Regions from separate parts of the Homo sapiens genome. Here region 1 is linked to region 2. Evidence: chromatin loops called from intact Hi-C (ENCODE). Cell type or tissue: mammary epithelial cell. All regions are shown on one strand. Links, peaks and the distances in the headings refer to the core of each region. The heading gives the core; the rest is flanking DNA.

Region 1 (2,918 bases), core at 199-2,698, 200 kb after region 2:
CAACAGGAGTGCAACGAAGTCAGAAGTGAGGTCTAAAATGCAGTCTTGACTTAGCCCAATAGCCCATCAAAGACAGCCTGGCCCCAGGCCCTCTCCAGTCCTTTGCTTGGATCTGGACAAACTCAGACATTTCATCCTAAAGCCCCATTTTTGCCAGTGGCAGGAGCCCAACCATCGTCTCTGCTGTTAGCAACTGCTCCAAGTGTGCTCAGAAGTCACCTGATTGGTCAGAAGCAACCCCACCCCGCTCAGGACTGGAGCTGAGGCCCTGCAGGAGAATCTAGTGCACGTGTGCCCTCCCTCACTGAAACCAAGGCCCAGCACATCACGCATGAGCAGGATGTGCAGTTCCTGCAGCTGGTTTCAGAATGAATCCTTTGTTTCCATTCACCTGCGCTTTTTAACATCCGCTTAACAACTTTCAAAAGCCCAAAGGTGGCAGAATGAAATTACTTAGAATAAAAGACATTCCAAATGGAGACCTCTTTCTGGGTTTTCAGCCATCTTTTCGTACGTGCTTGGAGGCAAGCCAACTAAAAGATGTGTTTCTTAAACCAAGTAAGCTGTTAAGTAACAAACTGGTCCTGCAGATATGAGGAAAGAGAGAAGGGAGAAAAAGGAAAAACCTATTGATTCATAATCTCTCATTCATTCATTTTTTGGGCCCCTACTCAGCCAGACTGGCACAGAGTGGCAACATGAATATGCATATTTATATTCTGATATGTTACAGTGGTTAGGAGCATGAACCCTGGAGCCAGACCCTGTGGTGCCTCTCCAGGAGTTAGAGAAAGGTGTCCCTTCCTCCCAACAGTCACAGCTCTGCACCCAGGTGAGAGCAAGATTTCAGACTCAACTGATCCTTCCACCCTTGTGGACCCTTGTGCAGTGCATGGCCAGCACAACTGTACATGGTAGCACTGATTTCAATCCCGGCTCGTTCAGCTATTGTGTAACCCTGGGCAAGTTTCTGAGCCTCTCTGTGGATCTATCTGTTCATCTAGGAAATGAGGATAGTAATAGTATCTATCTTACAATATTGGGGAGCATGAAATAAAATAATGCACAGGAAGTGCTTAGCACAGAACCTGACTGCAAAGAAGCACTTTGTAAGTATGATTATAATCATTATATATGAGACATAGCCCCTGCCCTTGTGGAGTTGACAGTCTGGTGGGAGAGGCAGATTGTAAAAACATTATATCTGTTTATGTCCAGGGTTGGAGGTGGGGTAGCAGGACATGAGTGAGAAAACTGCTCTTGATGGGTGAGTAGGAATTCAAGCAGCAAAGAAAAGGTGGGCGTGGGAGGAAGACTATTCAAGGCTTTGAGAACAGTATGTACAAAGGTAGAGGAGTTACATGTCATTGCATGTTCCAGGAACAGTGAGAAGTTCCCACACTATTAACTACTAATTATGAATTTCTGCTAAGCTGAAATGCACAATAAGTGAGTAAATAATTCCCTCCAGTGCCAAACTTATGAGTCTCAACACTTGGGAAACTCAAAGTAGCCATACTTGGCATCAATTAGGCCAACACCTTGTGAAGTTGACAATGGCTTTGAATTAACCAATACCACATTTCTCAGGTTACTCCAGGACCTGGAATGTTATTGCTTGCTAGAGAATCACTAAATTGGAGTTCCCTCTGGTACAGAAGGAAGGGGATCAGTGCTTTCTGAAGGGGAGGATGGGTTAGGGGGGAAAAGCCTTGGAAGTCAGGGTTCCTGGGTTCCTGCCCCACTTTCTAGGCAAGTCATGGTCCCCTTTCCTGAGCCTCAGTTTCCTCTCCTGTAAAATGAAGGGGGCTGGGTTGGAGTTTCTTCCAACTGGGAGACAGTACACCTAACTGCTTACAGCCTGGACTTTAAAGTCAGACAAGCCTGTGTTGACATTTGTTAAGAGGACAAAATGAAGATTTAATCTATGTAAAGCACCTGACACCGCCCCACAGGAAGCACAGATGAAATGATAGAAGATTTGATCACTGCCGTTTAGACAGTGCTGGTGTGTGGGATGTGTGGGTGAATGTCCGTAGAAGAAACCGCCCCCAGTCTCACACCTCTCAAATCTACAAACCAAAACTCTTTGACACTTGGGAAGTTTTTGAGCCTGCCGAAGCCCTGCATCACGTCAGTGCAATGAACTCCATACACTTGAGACTTGGTAACATTGTCTTAGTATTTGGCTTGAATGAACTTTCTGTGTTTTTTTACGTGGAAAACACTCACATGACAGCCTCGGAGTAGTAGTGCGGGGAGCAGCGGGGTGGGGGCAAGAGGGTTCCAGGGGAAAGAAACTCTCCAGCAGCAAAAGAATGTGACTCACACTCTCACACAACAGAAGAGAGGCGACCTGAGCAGAGGTGGGCTGCTTTTTAGGAAGTCGCACTCAAATGGTCTTCATGGCTCCAAATGGGGAGAAGGTTTTAGCACACAGTCCCTGAAGACTCATGGACATTCCCGGTGGTTCTGATTGTGAATGATGCTGAAATCAACCATTGCAAAATACTCCCAGCATACCCTTTCCTCTGCACCTTCGCCCAGCGAGGCAGATGCTCTTATGGAGCTACTTCACAAGCGTGGGTCTGAGGCCCAAGGAGGTGAGGGCACATGCCCAGGTCACACACCACAGATACCTGCCCTCAGGCCTCGGACGCCACAGCTCAGCACTGCTCCTCTCCCCCAAGCCCTTCACTTGCTGGTGTGTAATGAGCACTGTCTCAGCGCTGGGGGAGCCATGAAGAGGCCTGGGTCACACAGTGTCCTCACGCTCCAGCCTGCTGGCAGAGCAAGGCCATGGGATTCAGGCCTGTTCTGTCCCTCAGCAGCAGGACAGCGCACGCATCTGAGGAGTGCTGATCCTGGCCTTGGGCAGTCAGCTTCCGCCAGCTGTGCCCTGCTATAGATGGCCTGAC
Region 2 (2,918 bases), core at 143-2,642:
ATAAAACAGTTCTGAGAGTGGTTCTTGGGGAACTGGATATGTATCAGGTCCCCAAATTATCAGGCCAACAAGTTCACTTGTTACTCACAGAGAAAGATGAGGATGAACCCACCTGAACTTATTCATCAAGTTTTTTGATCCTAAAAGTGGGCACCAAGCAGTGGGTACCTCCTGATGTGATGTAATATGAAGTGCACGTCACCTAGGAAGTGTACTCTCCAAAAATGGTGAAACTGAATCTAATCAAAGGTGTAGATCCAACTTGCCATTTAAAAGACATACAGAGTAGGATCAGGCAGGGTGGCTCACGCCTGTAATCTCAGCACTTTGGAAGGCCAAGTATGATCCCAGGAGTTTGAGACCAGCCTGGGCAACGTAGTGAGATTCAGCCCCCACCCCAGTCTCTACCAAAAGAAAAAAAAAAAATACAAAAAATTAATCAGGGATGGTGGTGCACACCTGTAGTCCTGGCTACTCAGGAGGCTGAGGTGGGAAAATCATCTAAGTCCAGAAAGGCAAGGTTGCATTGAGCCGTGATTGCACCACTGCACTCCAGCCTGGGCGATGGAATGACACCCTATCTCAAAAAAATAAATAGAATAAAATAAAAAAACATACAGGGGAGGACAGCAACCAGTGAACTGACAACTCAAGGAAGCAGTCAGGCAAATGCTGGTTGTGGGGCATTTCACCAGAAAACAAGCTCAGCCAGTCATGACGGGGCATACTCTAGAAAAATTAAGAGACAATACTCATTAGACGGGATGCTGATTTGAACAAAGCAACTTTTAAATGACATTTTTGGAACAATCAAGGAAAATGGAATATGGATTAGGTAACATGTTATTGAGAAATTGTCATTAGTTTTATTCAGTGTGATCATGAGATTGTCATCATTATGCAGGAAAATGTCATTTTTAGAGACATATACTGATATGTTTCAGGGTAAAATGTCATGGTGTTAGCGATTTTTTTGAAATTCAAAAACAGAGGTAAAGCAAACTCATAAAAATGTGAATAATTTTTAAAACTAGATGATAGACATAATGGGTTAACTGTGCTATTCTCTGCATTCTGTAAATCTGAAAATTTTGATAACAAAAATTAGAGGCTGCTTACCCTGCCTGCCATCTTACAAATGACCACATGAGGGCAGCAGAGTATCAGGCTGGATGTGGGCTCGCGCTTTGAGAGGGAAATGCAGATAGGCGATCATCCCACTCATGCGTAATTTATTTACTTCTCATCTTTTCTTCTAACCCATCATTTAGTAAGCACTATGTGCAGGGGCCTGTGCTGGGCCTATAGGGGACAAAATGTCGAATTCACCCGATCTGGGATCCTGCAGCCACATATATTATGTCTGTATCTGGAGGCCAAGGAAGGGATGGTGACCAGGAACCTCTGTCCTGCTGGGTCTACCAGAAACACAGGTATCTCTGTGTTTGGCATCACTGGAAATGGAGACCTTGGCCAGACATGTTGGAAACAAAGAAATTAATGTGGGGAATGGAGGTAGCTGGCCACTCATGTTGTGTGAGTTGATCTGCATGCATTGGGGTTTACCACTTACTACTGTGATCTTGGGAAAATTACTTTACCTCTCTGAACCTCACAGGACTAATAATAGTTTATATCTTATAGCTGTCTGTTGCAAGAGAATGAGACTGTCTATGAAAAATTGCTTAAAACAGTGCCTAGCACATAGTAAGTGCTCAAGATGAACATATTTACCTGTCTATATGGAGAAAATGGTGAATGCAGCTTTGGGACTGGGGCACTGGAATCAAGACTCTCCAAAAGGCAAGATCACAACTATAGCAGCTACATTTATTGGGGGTTTCTCTGTGTCAGATGCTGTCCCAACAGCAAGCCTACAAGGCAGGGCTGTTACTGTCCCTACTTTAGAAATGAGAACTGAAGTGTTCACTTTCCCGAGGTCTTTCAGTGAGAAAGGAGGGAAGCTGGGATTTAAACCCAGGCAGCCTAGCCTTGGAGTCCTCATTCATATCCACCAGGGTGGCTGTACTCCTTTTTGGGGATGGGTGCTGTGGAAAGACAAAGCATTTACCTGGAGACAGGGGTGTGATCCTGCAGTCGACAGGGGCCTGTGGACCTGGGGAAGGGATGCGAGAATGTCCATGCTATGAATGTGTTTCTCAAGAGTGTCCTCTGGAGACTGGAGCTCTTGATAAGCTCTCTGGGCTTTGCCTGCTCAGCATCTTTGTTCTTTCTTTCAAGAGGCAGGATCGCACTCTGTTGCCCAGACTAGAGGGCAGTGGTGTGATCACAGCTCACTGCAGCCTCAAACTCCTGGGCTCAAGTGAGATCCTCCTACCTCAGCCTCCCAAGTAGCAGGAATTACAGGCTCACGCCACCATGCCTGCCTCATTGTGTGTGTGTGTGTGTGTGTGTGTGTGTGTGTGTGTGTGTGTGTGTGTGTGTGTCTGTAGTGACAGAGTCTCACTATGTTACCCAGGTTGGTCTCAAACTCCTACCCTCAAGTGAACCTCCCTCCCTACCTCCCAAAGTGCTGGGATTACAGGATTGAGCCACCACACCTGGCCCCAGCATCATCCTTCCAATAATAGAACTCATCTATTCATTTTGGGAAACAGCCCTTAATCTACTCTCAACCATGTGGTCAGGCAAGGCTAATCCCAAATCTAGCTCAAGACTGGGCAAGTAGCCAGATCTGGTCAATGACAGTAAGACCCACCCTCCACTGAGTGATTGGTTCATGGTAAGCATGTGACTCAAGCTAGGCCAATCAGAGGCAATCCTGGGACTCTGACTCATTCACTGGGAAAGAGAGACAGTTTTTTCTACTGGGGTAGCTAAATGCTAGGACGCAAGTCTAGAACTGCTTTGGGCCATCTTTGCCATCACTTGAGAAGAATCAGCCTGAGAGTACAGTG

Evidence for each region. Peaks named below come from ENCODE experiments on the same cell type or tissue, not always from the same donor. Only the 100,000 strongest peaks of a DNase experiment are listed, where the experiment ranks them.
Region 1: it touches region 2 in a loop (6-fold over the local background); 2 of 110 quality-filtered maps call a loop at or near these places.

The regions. Positions count from the first base shown.
Region 1 is chr3:9,168,144-9,171,061 of GRCh38, forward strand. The region is part of intron 1 of SRGAP3 (SLIT-ROBO Rho GTPase activating protein 3); the gene reads right to left. Among named protein-coding and RNA genes, the nearest start is that of SRGAP3-AS2, 23 kb to the right of the region's middle. In mammary epithelial cell, for the core only: no CTCF peak of the experiment used is centred there; DNase peaks (open chromatin) are centred at 298 and 1,398; H3K27ac peaks cover 2,500 bases.
Region 2 is chr3:8,970,020-8,972,937 of GRCh38, forward strand. No RefSeq gene overlaps it. Among named protein-coding and RNA genes, the nearest start is that of RAD18, 8.0 kb to the left of the region's middle. RefSeq lists a silencer at 986-1,280. In mammary epithelial cell, for the core only: a CTCF peak has its summit at 1,147 (motif pointing right); no DNase peak of the experiment used is centred there.